Regions from separate parts of the Homo sapiens genome. Here all the other regions are linked to region 1. A link is a loop called in an ENCODE intact Hi-C map of the cell type or tissue named here. Cell type or tissue: heart right ventricle. All regions are shown on one strand. Each heading gives the region's core, and the rest is flanking DNA. Links, peaks and the distances in the headings are about the cores only.

What was found. Hi-C counts contacts between places; a loop is a spot of excess contacts. Peaks named below come from ENCODE experiments on the same cell type or tissue, not always from the same donor. Only the 100,000 strongest peaks of a DNase experiment are listed, where the experiment ranks them.
Region 2: a loop joins it to region 1, with 3 times the contacts of the local background. A loop is called at or near these places in 35 of 110 quality-filtered maps.
Region 3: it touches region 1 in a loop (2.4-fold over the local background); 33 of 110 quality-filtered maps call a loop at or near these places.

The regions. Positions count from the first base shown.
Region 1 is chr14:69,127,531-69,132,530 of GRCh38, reverse strand. All of the region lies in intron 1 of DCAF5 (DDB1 and CUL4 associated factor 5), which reads left to right. Among named protein-coding and RNA genes, the nearest start is that of DCAF5, 23 kb to the left of the region's middle. In heart right ventricle, for the core only: a CTCF peak has its summit at 3,086 (motif pointing left); a DNase peak (open chromatin) is centred at 3,070; H3K27ac peaks cover 1,291 bases.
Region 2 is chr14:69,455,977-69,464,292 of GRCh38, reverse strand. It overlaps SLC39A9 (solute carrier family 39 member 9), which reads right to left. Exons shown (of 7, transcript NM_018375.5): 7 at 1,903-5,930. The coding sequence ends at 5,700. Among named protein-coding and RNA genes, the nearest start is that of PLEKHD1, 25 kb to the left of the region's middle. RefSeq lists a silencer at 3,956-4,005. In heart right ventricle, for the core only: a CTCF peak has its summit at 3,986 (motif pointing right); a DNase peak (open chromatin) is centred at 3,992.
Region 3 is chr14:69,238,038-69,246,353 of GRCh38, reverse strand. It overlaps EXD2 (exonuclease 3'-5' domain containing 2), which reads right to left. Exons shown (of 10, transcript NM_001193360.2): 10 at 2,336-5,470. The coding sequence ends at 5,254. The region is part of intron 2 of GALNT16-AS1 (GALNT16 and EXD2 antisense RNA 1); the gene reads left to right. Among named protein-coding and RNA genes, the nearest start is that of GALNT16, 18 kb to the left of the region's middle. RefSeq lists an enhancer at 7,008-7,632. In heart right ventricle, for the core only: CTCF peaks have their summits at 3,372 and 3,577 (motif pointing left); a DNase peak (open chromatin) is centred at 3,613; H3K27ac peaks cover 1,449 bases.

The DNA of each region.
Region 1 (5,000 bases), core at 1-5,000:
AGAAAACTCTTTTGGGCTGGATGGGGTGAGTGAATAGAAAAGTGGTAACTGAATTTCAGGGTAGGTACTCATGAAGAAAGATAACTCAAACTGTTTGTAGAATGATGCGCTCTGAGATATTTAAAAGGACTTGAGAGTTATTTTAGGCTATTATTTGAAGGTTAAAAAGGCCAGCAAACATTTCACACCCATTAGGATGACTATTATCCAAACAAGCAAAGAATAAAAAGAGTTGGCAAGGATATGGAGAAATTGGAACTCTTGTACGTTGTTGGTGAGAATATAAAATGGGGCAGCCACTGTGGAAAACAGTATGGCATTCCTCAAAAAGTTAAAAGTAGAATTACCATATGGATCCAGCAATTTCACTTCTGGTTATATACCCAAAAGAATTGAAAGTAGAGGCTCAAACAGATATTTGTACACTAATGTTCATAGTGGCATTATTCACAAAGCTGAAAGGTAGAAGCAACCCAAGGGTCCATCAGTGGATGAATAGATAAACAAAATGTAGTCTATACATACAATGAAATAGTATTATTCAGCCTTAAAAAGAAATGAAATTGACACACACTACAACATGGATGAACCTTGAAGACACTGTGCCAAGTGAATGGTGTCTAGGGGGAGAATGGCAGTTGTCAGTGGGAAGGGGTAGTTCTGGAGATAAAATGTGGTGATGGTTGCACAACGATATGAAAATGTGAATGTAGTTAATGCCACAAAACTCTATACTTGAAAATAGATAAAATCATTAAAAAAAAAAAAAAAGCCTGGAAAGTGCTTTTCTTCCTTGTGTAAAGCTCCAGAACATTCCTCATTTGGAATGCTAGGTGCTGTTCTGTCCTCTGCATGTTGGTAGAATGGATACAACTTAGTTTTAGGCTCCAGGCCAAGCTCTTTGGATTATTAGCAAGTCATTTTACCTCTCTGATACGTGTCTAGAAAAAGGGCCTACATAATCCTTACCTCACAAGTGACAATAAAATGAGATATGTAAGTGATTGAATTCCTATACAAATATCAATTATTTTCAACTTTGGAAAAATAACAAAACAGACTTATTTTCCATCCACTGACGTAGCTGGGCTGTGTGTCACACAGACTGTGCCTCTGTAATGCGCTGCAGTTTCTTGGAGCTTAGGAGAGGTATGGTTAACACAAAAGGAGGTTTGGTCTTACACAGTACACTCACTGAAGAGGAATAAATGGGCTGAGAAGAAAGCCAGGCTGAATGATTTTCCTTTAGGCTTCACAGTTAAAAAAAAAGAAAAGAAAAGAAAACACTTTAGCAATATGAAAGGGTATTAAGTAAAATTGCTATCTGCAAGAGATGACCTCTGCTAACCATTTTGCATCTGTCTTTGTATGTATAAATTTGTGTATGTTTTTGTGTAATTGTATCATACTATTCATATTCTTAATGCTACCTAAAACAAGGTTTGAAAGATTAGGACAAGTTCATGGATGATACTTTACGGACACAAGGACAATTTGAGAGCTGTGTGCACCTAATATATATCACACTGGGCTAAGTGCTTTTACAAACATTATCTCACCACACACAACAAACCTGGGAAATAGTTGGTATTTTCTCCATTTTACAATAAAAAAATTAGGGTAGAGGAGTAGAGTAACCAGGACACATGAATGGCGAAACCAAGATTTGAATCAAGTCCTTTTATTCCAGAGCTTGCACTTCCTGTACCCTTCTATAGCACCATCTTTGCTGCCTCTCAAAGATGAAACCCCAAGCTCTGTATCTAATCCCATTGTTACTTGTTAAAAGAATGTTTTGAACAATTAATACAGTCACTAATACGTTATATTTTAGAAATTGTTCCATGTGAGTATAGACAGAGCTGCCTCATGCTTTTATTTATTTAGGCTGCATTGTACATATATAAGTAGTAAACTTTCTTATATTTTTTATTGTGAAATGTATACAACATAAGATTTACCATTTTAACCATTTTTAAGTGTACTTACTGTTCAGTGGTATTAATTACATTCATGTAATTAATACATCACCACATCCATCTTTAGAATTTTTCATCTTGCAAAACAGAAACTACCCATTAAACTATGACTCGCCATTCCTCTTTTCCCCCAGCCCCTGGCCACTGCCATTCTACTTTGTCTCTGATTTGACTATTCCTCATGTAAGTGGAATCATACAATATTTGTCCTTTTATGTCTGGCTTATTTTATTAAACAATAATTTTAACCAGACTTCTGTTGATGGACATTTAAATTATTCTTCTTTGGCTCTTCAAACAATGATAAGTTCCAGGAATATTCGACCCAGAATTTCAGACTGCTTTCTCAGTCCTGTGCTTGGCTGGCTTTTGAGGAAACCCAAAGCAAATCCTTACCTCAGCTTTTCTGAGCAATAAAATAAGAAGAATGTTAAATAATTACTTTGTTATAGTGTGTTGTAAGGGCTTGCTTAGTTTCTGCTTATAGCTCGGGACCCTTTGGGAAAGGGTACTCTTTAAGTATAAAGGTTTTCTGTAACTACAAAGCTGCTGCCACAATGTGATTATAGTACATTTTTTGATGAATTAGTGATTTTAGTGCAGAATGAAACCAACCCAAAAAACCAAAACCAGAGTATGTAGTTGTATTTTCTTGGGGTTCTCAGATGAGTTGAAGGTAAGCAATTGTTTGTGAGGAAACCAGGCTTAGAAGGCCTGGCCTCTGCTTGTCTTTGCCTGGCACTGGCACTGAGAAGAAAGGCCTAGCCTTCCCGAGAAGTCCCTGTGCTCCACCTCCGGTGCCCCAGAGAGGCTGGGGCTAGGGTCCCTCTCCTGAGGCTGACCCCATTCTCATCCAACTGCCAGGCCCATGGGGCTGGCTTAAATGGTCTGAAATGATCCTAAATATTCTTCACTTGGATTATTTGCAGGTCAGTCTCTCTCTGTGGAACTAAACAATAAATCTCTGCCTTTCTGAACTGACTAGGAGATTAAGGGAGACAATTGTAGAGCTGCTTTTGCGTCTGAACTGACTTTCCCTTGCTTCACCAGCCCTCGTTTGCTTTGTTGAATCAGAGGCTTGGGCACAGCTGTTTAGCGCCCTCTGCTGGGTGAAAAGCAGCCTAACGGTTTTACATTATGCCTCAATTTGTACTGGTTGTTTTTCTGCCAACGCATACTTGAAGATTGCCTTTGCATAGGGCTCTTAATACCTTGCCTAAAGGAATGAGGGGTTGAGTGGAGTAAGGGGGTGTGTTTAGCTTACATCTTCTGATGCTAACCTTGAGGGCAAAGTCAAGAGGCAGGCCCCATCACAGCGATGATTTTTGCCTCAGTGATTCCAATCTCCCATGGATTGGGCTGTCATCATCATGTTAGTTACTAAGGACACATCATTTAAAACGATCCCAAGGCATTTAACAAATAGCCATGAATTTTGAATTACTGAGTACTAGGCAAAATGAAATCATCCTATAAATGCCTAGAATGAACATTAAAGATTATTTCTGTCTGGGTAATGGAGGGAGACCTTAGGCTGAGAATGGTTATGAGTTGGGCACAAAGGTATAGATATTCTGGTTTCTTTTTTTTTCTTTTAGTAGAGACAAAGTCTCACTATGTTGCCCAGGCTGGTCTCCAACTCCTGAGTTCAAGTGATCCTCCCACCTCGACCTTTCAAAGTACTGGGATTACGGATCCTCCCACCTCGACCTCCCTAAGTGCTGGCATGAGCCACTGGGCCTGGCAGATATTCTGTTTTTGGTTTTTTTGTTGTTGTTTGTTTTGAGATGGAGTCTTGCTCTGTTACCCAGGCTGGAGTGCTGTGGCACGATCTCTGCTCACTGCAACCTCCGCCTCCAGGGTTCAAGTGATTCTCCTGCCTCATCCTCCCCAGTAGCTGGGACTACAGGCGCACAATATTCTGTTTTTACTTAAGCTGCTTCAATTCAGGAGAGACTGTGCTGTAGGTCTTAGTGAGCCATGAGTATCCCAGCCCATCCTGCAGTCTTGTTTTTTTTCTTTTTCTATCATGAACATTAAACATAATCCAAAACTCTTTATTATGGAAATATTCAGCCAGGCTCACGCCTGTAATCCCAGCACTTTGGGAGGCCAAGGCGGGCAGATCACTTGAAGTCAGGAGTTGGAGACCAGCCTGGGCAACATGGTGAAATCCTGTCTCTAAAAAAATACAAAAATTAGCTGGGTGTGGTGGTGCTTGCCTGTAGTCCCAGCTACCCATGGAGCCGAGGCAGGATAATCAGTTGAACCTGGGAGGTGGAGGCTGCAGTGAGCTGAGATCATGCCACTGCACTCCGGCCTGGGTGACAGAGTGAGACTCTCAAAAAAAAAAAAAAAGAAGAAGAAAAAATTGTTCAAGCATACACAAAAGTAGAATAGTATAGTGTATGCATCTATAGCAATTGTCCATATTAATCATCTATCCCTCTACTTTTTTTTCTGGAAAGTTTTAAAGGAAATTCCAGACATACTCCATTTCACCCACTTCAGTATGCACCTCTAATTGATAAGGATTTTTTTCTTTTTTAACATAACCATAATGCCATTATAATACCTAAAAGATGTAACAATACTTCCTTAATATGGGGTATTTAAATGAAGTAGAGAGATACCAATCGGATTTGACAAAATGTTGATGATTTGTTAAATTTACTTCCAATATTATTATTATTACTGGTAGAAGGATTTACTTATGATGTTTTGTTTTTAAGACTTTGTTTTAGAGAAGTTTCAGGTTCACAGCAAAATTAAGAGAAAGGTACAGAGGTTTTCCATGTACCCCTTATTCCCACACCTGCATAGCCTCCTTCATTGTCAACATCTTCCACCAGAGTGGTAAATTTGTTAAAATTGGTAAACATATACTGACACATCATAAACACTCAGAGTCCCAATGTTCAAAAAATGAACCTTAGAGTTCACTTTTGGTATTGTATATTCTATGGGTTTGGACAAATGTAATGACATGTATCCATCATTACAGTATCATACAGAGGATTT
Region 2 (8,316 bases), core at 1,414-6,413, 330 kb before region 1:
CTTAATTTAGAACAGAATTCTTCCTTTTTTTTAAGTGAATTTTTTGAGACAGAGTCTTGCTCTGTTGCCCAGGCTGGAGTGAAATGGCGTGATCACAGTTCACTGCAGCCTTGACCTCCTGGGGTCAAGCAATCCTCCCACCTCAGCTTCCCAAGTAGCTGGGACCACAGGTGCATGTCACTATATCCAGCTTTTTTTTTTTTTTTTTTTTTTGAGACAGAGTCTCGCTCTGTCACCCAGGCTGGAGTGCAGCGGCGTGATCTCGGTTCACTGCAAACTCTGCCTCCCGGGTTCGCGACATTCTCCTGCCTCAGTCTCCCGAGCAGCTGGGACTACAGGCGCCCGCCACCACGCCCAGCTAATTTTTTGTATTTTTAGTAGAGACGGGGTTTCACCATATTAGCCAGGATGGTCTCAATCTCCTGACCTCGCGACCCACCCACCTCGGCCTCCCAAAGTGCTGGGATTACAGGCGTGAGCCACCGTGCCTGGCCCCAGCTAATTTTTTTTTTTTAATTTTTTGTAGAGATGGGGGTCTCACTGTGTTGCCCAAGCTGGTCTCAAACTCCTGGGCTCAAGCAATCCTCCCACCTCAGCCACTCAAAGTGGCTGAGATTACAGACATGAACCATCACACCTGGTGACACTGACTTTTAAAGACTTTTTATTGAGCTATGACATAAGGTAAAAAGCACAAATCATGTGTACTGCTTTTTCACCTGCTATAACCCTGTAACCAGCACCTAGATTAAAAAACAGATCAGGCCGGGCGTGGTGGCTCTCGCCTGTAATCCCAGCACTTTGGGAGGCTGAGGAGGGCGGATCATGAGGTCAGGAGATCAAGATCATCCTGGCTAACACAATGAAACCCCGTCTCTACTAAAAATACAAAAAATTAGCTGGGCGTGGTGGTGGGCACCTGTAGTCCCAGCTACTCGGGAGGCTGAGGCAGAAGAATGGCGTGAACCTGGGAGGTGGAGCTTGCAGTGAGCTGAGATCACACCACTGCACTCCAGCCTGGGCTACAGAGCAAGACTCTGTCTCAAAAAACAAACAAACAAAAAACAGATCATGTGAGCAGGAAAAAATAAAATAAAAATGACACCAAACAGAAAAGGATTGGTGGCTATTTTGGCTAAGCCCAGGTGTGTGTGTGTTTTGATCTCAGGGAAGCCTCCCGAGTAGCTGGGATTTACAGGTACCCCCCTACCACACCTGGCTAATTTTTCTATTTTGAGTAGAGACGGGGTTTCACCATGTTGGCCAGGGTGGTCTCGAACTCCTGACCTCAGGTGATCTACCCACTTCGGCCTCCCAAAGTGCTGGGATTACAAGCGTGAGCCACCATGCCTGCCCTGAGCACAATCTTTGTAACTAGCTATACATGTAACTATACATATAGAAAACCAGCACAAAGTGGGCCAGTAGTATTTAATGAAATCTAATGACTAACCATAAGTCCACAGAGGGAGAAAAACATTTATCAAATTCACACGTCACGTTTCTAATCAAATCTCTTTAATTTCCAGGGTCAGTTGTTCATAGCATCTATCTACTCATATAACAACTCTGCCCTATGAAATGAATCCACTGTGGTTTGGATCTGTTGCCTCTTTCTCTTTTCTGAGAGTAGAGAGAGCTACCTTCGTAAATAATATTTGCTAACAACAGCAAGGCAAAAACAATTATCAATGCATTTGTGTCTTTCAGGGCAGATTGGTCTATCAAGTCCTTAATTTCCCCTCTCTCCTTTCTCCCTCCCTTCCCTAAAGGATGTGCCTGTGGTAGGTACATCTTTCTACCATCCATCACAACTTTTCATTCTCTTTTCTGATGTTCAAATACAGGTCAATTCTGGTCATCAAACAAACTGCCAAAAGGATAAGTAATGAGCCACTCAGATTAAGGTATGCACTAATAAAAATTTAATATCAGAAAACAGCATTTTTTTAACCATTCACAATTAAAGTGGAAAGAGACAAAATTATAAGGCAGCCATCCATGGAATGATTTCATGTTTACAAGGGATCCAGAAAAAGGGACATTTAAAATCACTGTTCCAGCTATTGAACCAGGGGAACTGCAGTCTTATCCCATGAGACTTCTAACTTGCTGGAAGATGCCACAAGAAAAAAAGATCAAAGCCAATCTCCTTGTGTTAAGCCACTGGGTTAGGCTGAGTATATCTAGAGAATTCCTAAATGGTTGTCTAGTTCTTTCCCACAAGTTACACATTTCCTTCAGGCCTCCTGAGGTGAATCTAGATGTCTCAGGTACAAAGAGGTTTTAATTTCACAGCATCTCCAACAGTGCACTTTGGGTGATGTGGACCATTCTGTATTGAGCAGAAATTTTCTAATGGAAGGAAGGTTCCTCTGCAGAACAACTACAGAGGATTTTCACTTAACACTGCAGCAGTTCTGGATGAATCTGGTCATGATTCTCAGTCTCCCAAGGGGCTCAGGGGCCCACAAGGCAGGAACATCCTTTGGGGGTTTGTGCTGCTGTCATACGGTTCCTGTGTTCAGTCCCTAGCTACCATGTGTTTCAGGGGCTTAATACACTCCGATGCTGGTGTGTCCTCTTAGTTCTAATCCTTGAAAAAGAGAAAAACCAGGCAGTGACACTTAGAAGTAGGCTGGTAAAAAAAAAACACAATCACATTTTCTCCTTTCTGCAAAGAAAGGACAACTCAAAACAGCCACTCCCTTTCTTTTCTCTAATGATTCAAAATACCAGAACAGGGCTCACTTGGCTGTTTTGAATTGGGAAAGAAAGAGGTGAAAGCGGGGAGAAAGAGAAAACACATAACCTCTAGGTAGGTAGTACTGTTTCCAACTGTCTACGTTCCAGTGCAGAATCTTTGCTAAAAAAAAATTTGGCAATAGTGTGCACAGGAAAACTGAATCAAACCTGGAACATCACTGCTTTCTTGAAATGGAACTGACAAGCAATTAACTGGAGAATAAGTGAGGGGAATGGAGCAGTAGTATTCTTTAACTTAATTTGCCATTTAAGAGAGCACTTGGAATCTGAAGAAAGTCTATCCCTACCAAGGAAACGGAGTCAAATTGCAATTAAGATTAACTTTGGTTATATGGAAGCAAGAATCATGCTTCTCATCATCAATTGCGTCTCTTTGGTAGCCAATAATTCCATCTGTAATCATGGCAGCAACTTAAGTATTGCCAATGTTTTCAAATGTGTTACAGCATTAAGGCATCCACATCTAAAGAGGCAGTTTTAAACAAGAGGAAAACGGAACTGAAATGTGCCAAGAAGTGAACACGGACATGGCCTCTCCTGGAATACTGCCCACCATGCCAGCAAGCTCTTCCTCCAGTCAAGAAGGCCTGTGCCACGCTGCTTGGTTCCCTGCTGCCTGAAGATGCATTTGAGCCCTATGAGATTAGTATGGCTATTTCTGTCTGCTGACCAGGAGAGAAATGAGTAGTTCTCGAGGCAGCAGCTTTAAAATCTGGGAAAGCCCATACATAGCTTCTGAGAGCTAAGAGGGCCCTGAAAGGTTTGCTTGTTAATAGTGAGGTCCAGAGGGGAAGGCAAATTTGGAAGTCAGATGGTTCAATCCTTGCCGGAGTTCAAGGCTCCATCCAGCAAGATATACTAGCCAAACTTTTAAGCATGATGGCAAGGCACTGCTGAAAGAGGCTTTGGCCAGTAGAACAAATTACCATTGCACACAACAATATGATAGAAAGCACTACTGTCCAAACCAAACCAGACACTACAATCTGCTATTTATTTGACAAAGTCAGTTTCCAGAGAGAATCTAGGCAACCATATAGTTTTGAAGGACTAGATGAAACCTCAAGTCTCACACCAGTCAGCTGTTAACATCCAATCAAGGAAGTCATTTGGACTTTCCATACTATACCTTCTCTTGGTAGTAAAATTGTATGCAATTGTTGCCAATGACTACATACAACTGTATCCTATTTGTGCTACTTTCCTCACTGTGGCCAGCAGAGGGCTCACAAGCTTTATTTCCACAGCTGCTGATCCAGTGACAAATTCATGAAGGAAATAAATCATAGGCATGCTAGCTTATGCGTCATAGAAAACGTTTTTACAAACTACTACGTCCACTGCCCTGAAGAAACTAGTCTTGGTTCCCCCTTAGTGTAATGTGTTTTGAAATGGTATAGAAAGTAAAAATAAATTAATAATACAATATTATACACTTATTTGACAAGACAGGGTTTACAAAAATTTTGGCAAATATGAAAAAAAAATTATCCTAGTCTGTTAAACACTTTTGCTATCTCAATTGTTTAAATTACCAGATTAGTGATTGTGTCAATTTACACATGAGGAGGTGGTATTTTAAGGGCTCAACAAAGCGGCATTTGACACAAAGGTAATTTCTTTGAAGGGGGATAAAGAATAAAGATATTATTATCTTCATTATTACAGTTCGAGAAGTGGTTGTCCTGATAAGAATTCATCCCACACAAATATTAACACCAGCAGTAAGCAGCAAATTGTGGCGAGGAGAGGCTAGAGGGAAAAGTTAGAAGAAAAGCAAAGAAAAGACGAAGAGACAAGAGACATGATTCCAATAAGCTTTAAATCAATAGGCAAACACTTCTCATTTATGATCCATCTTGCTACAGGTGGTTATGTGAGAAGACACAGTGTCGCCAAAGCTGACCTAGTATTTAGGTCCCTAGAGGGATTGCTGATCTGCTAAGAGAAATAATTAAAAAAAAAAAAAACAAAAAAAAAGGACAACCATACATTTTGGTAGTCTTTTAAAAAAAGCTACTACAAAGATATCAATAACCATCCAAAAATCACTTAAAATTTAATATCCCTTAATTTCCAAAGACACTTTGTGATCTGACTGTTCTTGAAGGAAAGCCTAGAACTGAAACTACTAGAACTTGGCTCCTCTCTAGGAATGTGGAGACAGGTATTCTGCAAAGGAGAACTTGACAAGGAATGCTACAAAATACCAGTCACCTCTTTAGAAGCTCCTCCCACCTCTCCTGCTCCATTTGATGGAATGGCAGGCTGGATTCAGAGAGGCACGTGCCAAAGGAGCTGTTTAAATCCCTCTAGACATCCCTTTTCAATGGATATCTCTTTTGAGTATAAAGAGAGCTTTCAATGTGTCTTGCTATCATTTTCCTGACCCTAATCCCAGATTAACTAGAATCACCTTTAGCATCTAAGTGAGTGGGTGCTATGACCTTCCATCAACGCATGTGGCATAGATGCTAAAGCACCAGTCTTACATGGTGGGAACCATGTTAAAAATCAATGGATAAAGTAGCAGAGCCTCTAAACTAAGAAGAAAGAGACATAGCTTAATTACAGAACACTGTATTTTCATAATCACTATTTCATTGTGAGTATGAAGTTCTCCTCTTTTCCTTAAAACTAAATTCCATCTTCCCTGAGAATAGGGTTAAGAGAAATATTAAAACGCAAAATGTCAAGGGCCTTTTAAAAGATAACACAATGGGATGTCTATAGCTAACTGCAACGTAAATGTGTTTCTACTCTAAAAGCTTTTCCATTACTCAGGTTTTAACCTCACCTCCCCTCTGGACTCTAGGAATACATGTAGAGATGCGCAAGGTGAGACAAGAGACTGAGGAAGTGAGTAGCTGTCACGTGCCGGCTGTTCTCACTGGATGGCAAACGGCCCTGGACCAAGGCTGGACCTTGAACATTTAATGCTGGTGTCCTACTGACAGGATGAGAGGGATGAGGCAACCCAGAACCAGGGCTGCCACTTCCAGGCGGCTGAGGCCTCTCCCTCCCGTGGCATCGGGCTTGTGGCTGTGCCCTATTCCGCCCACCTCAGGGAGGACATGTACTGTGGCAACATAAAGAAATGTCCCGGCAGAGAAAAGCATGGCCACTCCCGTGGCGTTCACCTCTGAAAGGGCTTCTTTACTGCTCTGTGAATTAGAAGAGAGAAAGAGGAAAAACTAAGTCAAGTAAAATTCAGGGTCAGGAAGAAGTCCCAGTTAAAAAACACTCACTGTTCTTAACTGGTGCTGTCTAGGACACTGGGGACATCTAGAGAACACAGCAACTTTAAGTTATTCATGGGAAGCTTCCAAATAAGGGTTTAAGAATATCAGTGATGTACGCAATTGATTTTTTAAAAAATTTATTGTAAATCAACAATTTATAATTATATATATTTATAGGGTATAAAGTGACATTATGATTCATGAATAAAATGTGGACTAATTAAATAAAACTAACATCTGTCATCTCAAATATTTATCATATTTTGTGGTGAGAACATCTGAAATTTACTCTTAGCAATTTTGATATGTACCACACACTATTATTAAACTATATTCACCACAGTTCCATCATTCTGTCCATCCATTCATTGACTGTATCTGTCTTTAGAGATGAGGTCTCGCTATGTTGCCCAGGCTGGAGTTGAGTGGCTATTCACAGGCACAATCATAACACACTACAGCCTGGAACTCCTGGGCTCAAGCAATCCTCCTGTCTCAGCTTCCCAAGTAGCTGGGACTACAGGTATGCGCCACTGCTCCTGGTTCACAATTGCTTTTTAAAACGAACTTTAAGTGCTGGTTCAACAGGTTTGGCTTGTATTATTCTTGAGATAGAATCAACAATATATTATTGCAGATATTAAATTTCAGACATAAATTTATTTATTCTACTAATATTTAACAAGCATCATCTATGCACCAGGCTCTGGGCCAGGTGCTTGAGATACAGTGGTAATCAAGATGCAGTAGTTGACCTCATAGAGCCTAGAAATATCTCTTAAGCAGCCGGGCGTGGTGGCTCATGCCTGTAATCCCAGCACTTTGGGAGGCCAAGGTGGGCGGATCACGAGGTCAGGAGTTCGAGACCAGCCTGGCCAACATGGTGAAACCCTGTCTCTACTAAAAATACAAAAATTAGCCGGGCATGGTGGCGGGCGCCTGTAATCCCAGCTACTCCGGAAGCTGGGGCAGGAGAATCGTCTGAACCTGGGAGGCAGAGGTTGCAGTGAGCCAAGATTGCGCCATTGTACTCCAGCCTGGGTGACAGGCAAGATTCCATCTCAAAGGAAAAAAAAAATGTGTGTGTGTGTGTGTGTGTGTATATATATGTATATCTCATAAGCTAATCTTTATAAAACTAATTTCAACCTTTTCTGTTAAAAAAGTAGACCTATGGACTAAGACAACTAATTAAAATTTTAAGAAAAGGACATCCCATAGATGCAGCAAGTAACTCCATGTCTCCAGAATTATCAGCACCTTCCTGTCAAAAGGTTAAAAAACTGACACTGATTACTGAAGTGATAGAGTAATCTGTTAAAGGGAACAACATACTGCTCACTGAAAGAAGAGAAGGCTCTTCAGGTAAATGGAAAGGGTTTTTATAACACACTCTTAGCATCTAAGATCAACAAACCCTTGCTTAACAGGAACTTAGCCATTCTTTATCTCATTTTTCACATGTTCCTATTAATATGGGTTTTACTGCCAAATACTGAATTGACTGATGCTCAGAAGAATCAATGACCTTTAGAGAGGGTGTTGGGGAAAGCAGTTCCCATCAACTAGCCCTGAGTCAGTTTGCTTCTAAGATTTTCCTCCAGTTGCCTGCCAGTTGACATCTGGGTAAAATGCGGAGGGTTGTTGCTCAGAGCTACAGACAGGATTATAAGGCATGGGAAGGTCCAGCTTGGAGTCAGAAGAGCACATGTTACCTCAGGTCTGAAGCTATGTTCAGTACAAAGTATTCAATAGAAAGAACTGTACAGTTACTATCTGGGGACGTGAGAGCTGGGAGAAGAGGAGGAACGTGAAAAATGAGACCAAGAATGGCTAAGTTCCCGTTAAGGAAGGGTTTGTTGATCTTAGTTGCTAACAGTGTGTTATAAAAACCCTTTCCATTTACCTGAAAAGCCTTCTCTTCTTTCAGTGAGCAGTATGTTGTTCCCTTTAAAAGATTACTCTATCACTTCAGTAATCAATGTCAGTTTTTTAAACTCTTGACAGCAATCTCTGCCCAGCTGCTGCTCTTCTCAAAGCGGCTATGTGGCTTGTTACTCACGCTTCAGGTGTCTACCTCACATTAAATATGGACAGATTTGACTTATTAGATATCTGTCAAATGAAGCTAGCATGGCTGGTTACGTTATACTATTTTAAATATTGAAGCGCTATCATATTTATGCAAATATTCTTGGAACTGATTGATAGGGAAGAAGTTTTCAAATTAAATGAATAAGAAAATGCTAATATGAAGAGGACGCATTGGAATTAAGATATTTACCCTGTATAGTTTTTACTCCTAATT
Region 3 (8,316 bases), core at 1,414-6,413, 110 kb before region 1:
CAAAGGCACACAGCTGGTGGCTGGAACCAGAACCTCAGTCACCAGCACACTTTTTTTTGATCCTCCAATACATGACAGAACTAGGTATAGGAAAGAGCAAAATTTAAAGTTCAGTTCATGAACAAGCCCCCAGCCTACCCCATCCCCACTAAACAAACATACCTCCTTTAAAATTATCCATGTTTCAGTCTCATTCCTTTTCAGCCCCCTGTAGCTGACTAAGCTCAAAATTCTGTTTCTTACCCAGGACTTAATAGATACCCTGGTGGCCTGAGTGGCCAGAATCTCAACTCCGCCCTGGCGTGCTGCAGCCTGAGAAGGGAGATCTTTAGGAAGCAGAAGTAGGGGCCGGGTGCGATGGCTCACGCCTGTAATCCCAGCACTTTGGGAGGCTGAGGCGGGCGGATCACCTAAGGTCAGGAGTTCGAGACCAGCCTGACCAACATGGTGAAACCACGTCTCTACTAAAAATACAAGAATTAGCCAGGTGCGGTGGTGCACGCCTGTAACCCCAGCTACTTGGGAGGCTGAAGCAGGAGACTCGCTTAAATCCAGGAGGCAGAGTTTGCAGGGAGCCAAGATTGCATCACTGCACTCCAGCCTGGATGACATGAGCAAAACTCTGTCTCAAAAAAAAAAAAAAAACAAAAAAAAAAGCAGCAGCAGCAGAAGCAGATTCTAAGTAGCCATTTCAACTCAGGAATTTTCTGAACCCAAACATCATGCTTATAATAATGCTGCCTGTAAACTCGGCAGCTTTTGAAGCTTATGCTGGGAGAAAGGCAACAGGCTACCCATCCAGCAAGAGAGAAAAATTCAAGAATAACAAATAGCAAAAAGCAAATGCTTTGAGTTCAGTCTGGAGGGTATGACATTATCTCCATTCAGTCACAACACAAAATGACCTTTGAGGCAGCCTGCACCACATCAGAAGGGGGTACAACCCAGGATGCATGAACTAGGTCCTTTGACAACTCTGTTCCTCTGCAAAGGCAGTTCTTGATTATCTCTCAAATGATTAACCATTTGGTCCAGTTACCCAGTTTCTAGGGGCCTTCAACCAGAGTTGGCCACAGATAAAGCTGGTTAAAAAAAAAATGGTCTAATGTACTTCCCACCTTTCTAAATAACATGCTAGCATTTAAGCAAGGCCTTGCTTCCTCAAGCAAAGGGAGTGACTAATACGTCTCCTAGCAGGCTGGTGGAATCGGTACTTTTGAACACATGGGCTGTGTGGCTGCACGTCATCCCTACTCCATTGCCTGATGCAAAACTACTCCAGGACTGGGACAGGCAGAAGGTGCTGGGCTCTTGCACAAGGGGTATCTTGGTGAATGCCTGAAAATTATACCTGAATTCCAAAACAAAAGTATTTGGGGGACTGAGCACAGTGGCTCATACCTGTAATCCCAGTACTTTGGGAGCTAAGGTGAGAGGACGGCTTGAGGCCAGGAGTTTGAGACCAGCTTGTGCAACAAAGCATGACTCTATCTCTACAAAAAAATTAAAAAATTAGCCAGGCATGGTGCCACAAGGCTGTAGTCCCAGCTACTTGGGAAGCTGAGATGGGAGGATTGCCTGAGCCCTGGAGGTTGAAGCAGCAGTGAGCCATGACTGCACCACTGCACTCCAGTCTGGAGTGAGACCATGTCAAAAAAAAAAAAAAAAAAAAAGTACTGGGGAGATTATGTATTATTTTTATGTTATTCATATCAATCAACAGTTAATCAAAACAAGAATCATTCTTATACCCTCTTTTAGTTTATCTCTTCCAACAGAAACTGATTCTCAGTGTATCCCTAAGGGGATTAGGTACTCTCAAAAAATAACCATCTTATAATAGGAAACATAAAAGACCAGAAAGAAAGATCCATTTAAAATACATAATAATTAGTAAACTAGCAAACTGAGAAAATATCTCCTTTAAAAGAAAAAATGATACTTCTTATAAGGCTGAGACATAAGGAAGGGGAAAAAAAGGAAGAAAGGATAAATAAATGAATGAAAAATTGAGAGGCAGGGTAAACTAAGAACTTAACTTACAGTCAAATGTTAGGGCCCCAAACTAATAGGCGAATAGGAAGGTGAACAAAACCTCTTTCTGCCTGCTGGATTCTTAAGAGTCTAAAATGCATGATTAAAATGGCTTTATTTCAACAGAACACATTTTGTCATCTGATCTCTATCCGTGACATGGATAAGAATAAGTAACTTATGGCTGTGCTCTTAAGCGTAAGCCGTAACAAATCCCTGAATATTGTGCCTCATTCACTTTGGGATGGCAAATCACTAATTGTTTGTGTAGCAGGGAAAAAACATCTGCCTACAGCCTATATTTTAAAATTTAAAATTTTATTTTTTTACCTTTTTTTTACATTTTTATTTTAAAATAAACAGTGTTTCCAAAAAACATTGACTACAAGGGGGAAATGAGGCAATAAGGTTGGAAGAAGGGAAGGACTCAAGAAGAAATGCTGAACCTGCAAACACAATGATCAGGGAGCATGCAGAGAGGCCCTTGCTGTGACACTGTCCTCTCACTGCTACTCCTATGAAGCCCAGTGACTATGCTGGGACACTGGAGCTAAAGGGTCAAAGAGAAGCATTTCATTCCTAAAAGGTGATGTCAATTTGTACTTAGCCCCAGCAATGTGAATCCCCCTCTTCACAGTCCAATTCTAAGATTCCATTCTTAAGAAATTACCAAAGATAGAGCCAAAGAGATATATACAAGAAACTTTATCACATCATCATTGATAATAAAAGTATCTGAAACAACCAAAATTTTCAACAGTGTGGGGATGGATAAGGTAGAACCACTAGAAATCTATTTTCAAAGATTTAAAAACATAGGAAGTTACTCGTGATACCATGTTAATCAGTGAGAGGGTAAAGTTAGGATACCAACCTGTATCTATGTATGACCTTCAATTTTGTGTAAATATACACCTTATATGCACTTTTTAATACTGAAAGGAAATTCATAAACATATCAGCAAAGTTTAGCTCTGTTTTAGATGGAGAGAAGATGGCTAATTTTTATTCTTTGTTTAGATTCTTCTGTAATGAGCATTGTTACTTTTATATCAGAAAAATAGACATTTGCCATAAAATAAGTCTACCCTCAAATCTCTGATTTAAGACGACAATTGTCAGTCTTAGGAAAAGCCTGCTAAAGTTCAAAGCAGACTCAAAGAAAAAAGATTCAAATCTACACAGTGACTCTCTCCTGAAAAGGATGAGAAATCTTGTGTGACGCAGTCTGGCTTTTTCCTCTACTTTGCTGCTGGCTCTATTTTACTGCGCCTCACAGAAAGCTCCATGGGAAAACCCTTTCCCTAGCACCTTAAATGACCTTAAGTGTTTCTCACCTCTTGGCATGAGGATTAGAAGGAAAGAAAATGAAACAGCCCTACTCCCTTGTTTCAAAGGAAAAATTTTTCTTGCAAAGCTATCAAAATGACTTAAAATCAGCTATGCAAAATTTGAAACATAAGTCATGAGTTACGTTCAGTAACCAGTTGCTTTTTTCTCAAGAATGAATATAAAAACAAATCTATGAGTGCCCTCTTGTGGCAAGCCTGACTATTACCACAACCCAAGTACCAGCCTCTCCCTGTCTATTTCCACGGCTCTCCTCCACTCCTGGGCTCCGCATAACACAGCCAGGAGGCAGAGACCCCATAATAACCCACTACAGTGAATGCACATTCCTCAAAGTGGCTGGTACTATTTGTTTTCAAGGATTTCTAGTTTAGATCCCAGAAATGCCTGCCTGAAGACAAGTGGGAATGAAGGGTCAGAAGAGCAAGATGCAGGATGTGCACGTGGGTTCATGGGCTGCTACTGATGGCCGATGGTGACTGTGTCTGGTATATCCATGCACACATACCATGGCACTGCCAGGAGGCAGGGACCTGTAGGATAAATAGCCCCTCCCCTAGGAATGCCAGTTTTATAAAGTCGCGAAGTTTTACATTTACATCCAGTGAGCCTTGTGCTTACAAGTAGTTTTATTATTAATTTTAGAGTAAACATCACCAACTTGGGCACAATTCCAAAATAGAGCTCTTGTTGGATTCTGGTCATAAAATTCTTTTTTAAGCTTGTTAAGATCTTATAAAATAAGAAAGTTTTCCCAATACTTTAGAAAAATTACTAATCATTAATAAGTCGATTTTATACTCAAAGTAATGGCCTAACATTTTGAAAGATGAAACAACGCTCCTCTTTTGAACATCTAATGTATTAAGTAAGCTCAGTGTCCCAGGCTTCAGAGGAGACAGAGAAGTCCTCATATTGCAACCTGACCAGATGACTCTGGGAGTGAATTAAATGCTTAAAAGAGGTCAGTCTTGCAAATTCGATGAAGCACAGAATACAGGGGAACTGATACTGATTCTGATAAAAGATAACATTACTCTCAGAAAGGGGTGAAGCTAAAAATCTTGCAGTTCTGGGGCAGGAGGAGTGCAACAAGCAGGCAACAAACAGCATGAAAGGAAAAGCTGAGTGAATTTCAAAGTTCTATTGGGAGATGGAGTTTGTGGTTCTTTCTGCCCCACCCAGGTCAAAGGCTCATGTCCAGAAAAGGATTTCTCCCAGTGATAGGGTGGAAGTGTGTGGCAGGAAGTTGCTGTTTGGTCCTGGAAGTGTAAAGGAAAGCCTTTTCAAGTACGTGAAGTAGACTGAAGTGACCCAGATGGGATGGATCCCAACCACATGAGTTACGGGAGAGCATGAAGCCAAAGAAATGATAATTATGAAGTTGAATTGGGAAAATAAATTTGACTCCTTGTTCACTTCTCCAGCCTTTGGAAGAACTTTTTCTCCCCTCCTAACAGGACCGATATACTGGACAGCCCCTGTTAGAGATAAACCGAGGCACTAGACAAGGAAGAAATGCATTAAAAACATTTTTTTTAAGTCTTGACAAGTCACTTCTGGGAGAATTCTTCATTTTTCCTCTGCACAGGGACAGCAGAAGAGGGAGAGTAAAAATAAAGGCGAAGGCCTCTCTTGTCCACAAAAATGAGAGGAAAAAAGACCCTGCCCGTTTAAAATCCAAAACCATAAACTCTCCTTCAAACAATATCTTTGCTCCAGCAGAAGCATCCTGGGATTAGTCTAGGTTAGTATTCTGAGTTGTGTCACACAGGCTTTGACAATTAATGATGTACTAAAATGGGAAGAGGTGACTCTTCAACCTTGGCTCCAGCTTCCCACTTGTCCTAACTGGGAGGAAAGCAGCTATCAAGACAGCTGGATGGGAAGATCTTCCCCGAATTTCCGGAGCAGCTTCTGATGGTTGTGGTCCACTGACCACTGCTGGGGCAGGTGCTTGGGCTGCATGGAGTCCAGGAAGTGCTGACGCCAGCGGCTCTCCAGCTGCATGAGGGAGCGCAGGCCACCCTGGCTGTGACACTGCACCACCTTCAGCCCGTGAGGAACATAGTTTTCATTGGAGATTCTGCCAAAACATGAAAAACAAAGTGTCTGAGGGAAACAAGCGCAGGATGGCCTCACAGACAGCTTCAAATGCTGCGCGCCAAGGGTAACTGGGGAGGTTGAAGGACTCCTAAAGGGTTAGTTACTTTGGTGTTTTCGAAACATCCTCTTTCTTATCTCTGCCCTTTTTATAGTCTGAACATACGACTCGCAATCCCAACAGAAGGTATTTGAGGGTTCTGAGCTCTACTGACAGGAAGGCCACTTCATAATGTTCAGCTCCCACGAGAGGGGCACTACCATCCAGCTGATAATGGATGAAGAATGCTGGTCTTCCATTTCTTCCAGGATTACCCAGTGACCAGTTCACCCCTCTTTTAAGTTGTTCATTCTGGGACACAGTATTTATATGAGGCTGTTAAATCGGCCCGCATGTTACACTTTTTCACAACACAATTTAATAACTGAATGTCAAATGCAAGGTAGCATATTTCTTTAGAGCCTTTTTTCTCACAAAAAGATGCCAAGCCACAGTGGTGAGAAGTGTTTCGGTCACAGTGAAATGCTTCCATGGTTGCTCAGTTGTGCAAATGGTGCCATTAAATGAGAAGATGAATGCCTCCCTCCTTCCTAACTAAGCAGAGTCCTTAAAAAACTGCTCCGATGCTGTGTGAATGGTGCTTTCACCTCCTGTGAATAAAGATGACCTTCCTCAAGGAAGCACCCTGCCCACACACACTCTCCTCTCCCTACATCCATACCCCATGTTCAATCCTCCCTCCCAAGACACCCGCCACCCCAGCAGTGTTGGCGTCTCTGGGTATCTGCAGACACTTTATTATTAATATTTAGCTCATGCGCTTCCCACTAACTTGCCTGTCTCCAAACAACTGTTCTTCTCAGTCACAAGTCCAGCATTCATCTACCCAATTCAGCAAGATGAATTTGTTAGAAAAGTCTGTGGCCGAAAGGGGAGGTTTAGCTGCTTTAGAAAACATATTGGCAGCTGGGCGTGGTGGCTCATGCCTGTAATCCCAGCACTTTGGGAGGCCAAAGCAGGAGGATCACTTGAGGTCAGGAGTTCGAGACCAGCCTGACCAACGAGGTGAAACCCTGCCTCTACTAAAAATACAAAAATTAGCCGTGTGTGGTGGCACACACTTGTAATCCCAGCTACTTACAAAACAACATCTATTCTACAACCTCACAAAATAGTTATGGGGATAAAATTCTATAATTCTTTTAAAACCCTGAAAGATTTTTTAAATTTAAGATATAGTAGCAGTTAACCAGTAAGAAATCTAAATCCTACTTTGTCGGGTTGTCATGAGAAACAATTAAGGCAATTTATGTGAAGTTTATTAGCTGGTTTGCTGCAAGATATAGTATATCTATAAATAACTGTTCAATAAATATTTGCAGTATCTGTAATGGATCAGTAGTAATGGATAAGAGTAAAAAAATTTTTGTTTTCTAAAAAAATTAAATATTTGCTTATAATTGGAGTTACTTTTTTATTTTTCAGTTAACAAAAACCAGCATCACGCTCAAGGTTTTGTGAACTTATCAGTTCCCTTATTTCAACTCCTGGTCCTGTTGGAAAAAGTGACAGTTGGGAGGCAGAACTGCGCATGGTAGCCCAGAGCTCTTACCATCTGAGCCACGTGCCCATTCATTTCTCATTTCAGAATACTGCATTGTGTCACAAGAATTCAACTATGTACTCATGGAGAAGGAGGGAGAAAGCAAGGAAGGAAAAAAGAGAAAAGTAATTTACATAGTAACAGCAATTCTGCTCAACATTCCATTCAGTGAGCCGATACCCTGGAGTGCAGGTGAGATAGGAACCATGAATTCATTAGTCACAGTTCTCACAGACCTGTATAAAGTCGGAGACACAAAACCACACATAGAATTGGCCCTCCATCTTTGTGGGTTCTGCATCTGTGGATTCAAACCTCAGATCAAAATGATTTGGGGCCAGGCACAGTGGTTCATGCCTGTAATCCCAGTTCTTCCAAGGCAGGTGGATTGCTTGAGGTCAGGAATCTGAGACCAGCCTGGGCAGCCTGGTGAAACCCCATCTCTACAAAAAATACAAAGATTAGCTGGGTGTGGTGGTGCATGCTTGTAGTCCCAGCTACTTGGGAGGCTGAGGTGAGAGGATCACTTGAGCCTGGGAGGTGGAAGTTACAGTGAGCCAAGATAGTGCCACTGCACTCCAGCCTGGGTGACAGAGCCATATACTATCTCAAAAAAACAAAACAAAAAAACCACAAAACTATTTGGAAAAAAAAAAAAAAAAACTATCTGTACTATCTGTACCAAACATGTACAAACTTTTTTCTCATTACTTCATAAACAATAAAATATAAAAGCTACTTACATAGCATTTGCATTGTATTAGGTATTATAAGTAATTTACAGGTTATTTAAAGTATACAGGAGGATGTGTGCAGGATATATGCAAATACTATGCCATTGTATATCAGGCACTTAAGCATTGGTGGATTTTAGTATCCAAGGGAGGTCCTGGAACCAATCCCCCATGGATACTGAGGGGTGAATGTACTGTATCTCATGGGGAACTTCAGAACTTCGAGGGTGTTATTGGACTATTATTTCATCTCATGTGCTGGCATGAGGATTTACGTCTGCATAGAATGTGTAAGATGCAGCTCCACCACAACTGCACTCGCACGCTAATCACAAAAATGACCGAAATTAAGTGTATGATCTTTAAAAAGGTCAAAGATAGGCACCTCACAAAAGCAAGTTTCCTATGGAAAGGAACTCCTCAAGTAGATTGTTCTATTCCACTTCCAAGGTATCTTAAACTACTAGACACCTACTAGGTGAAGCATGAGG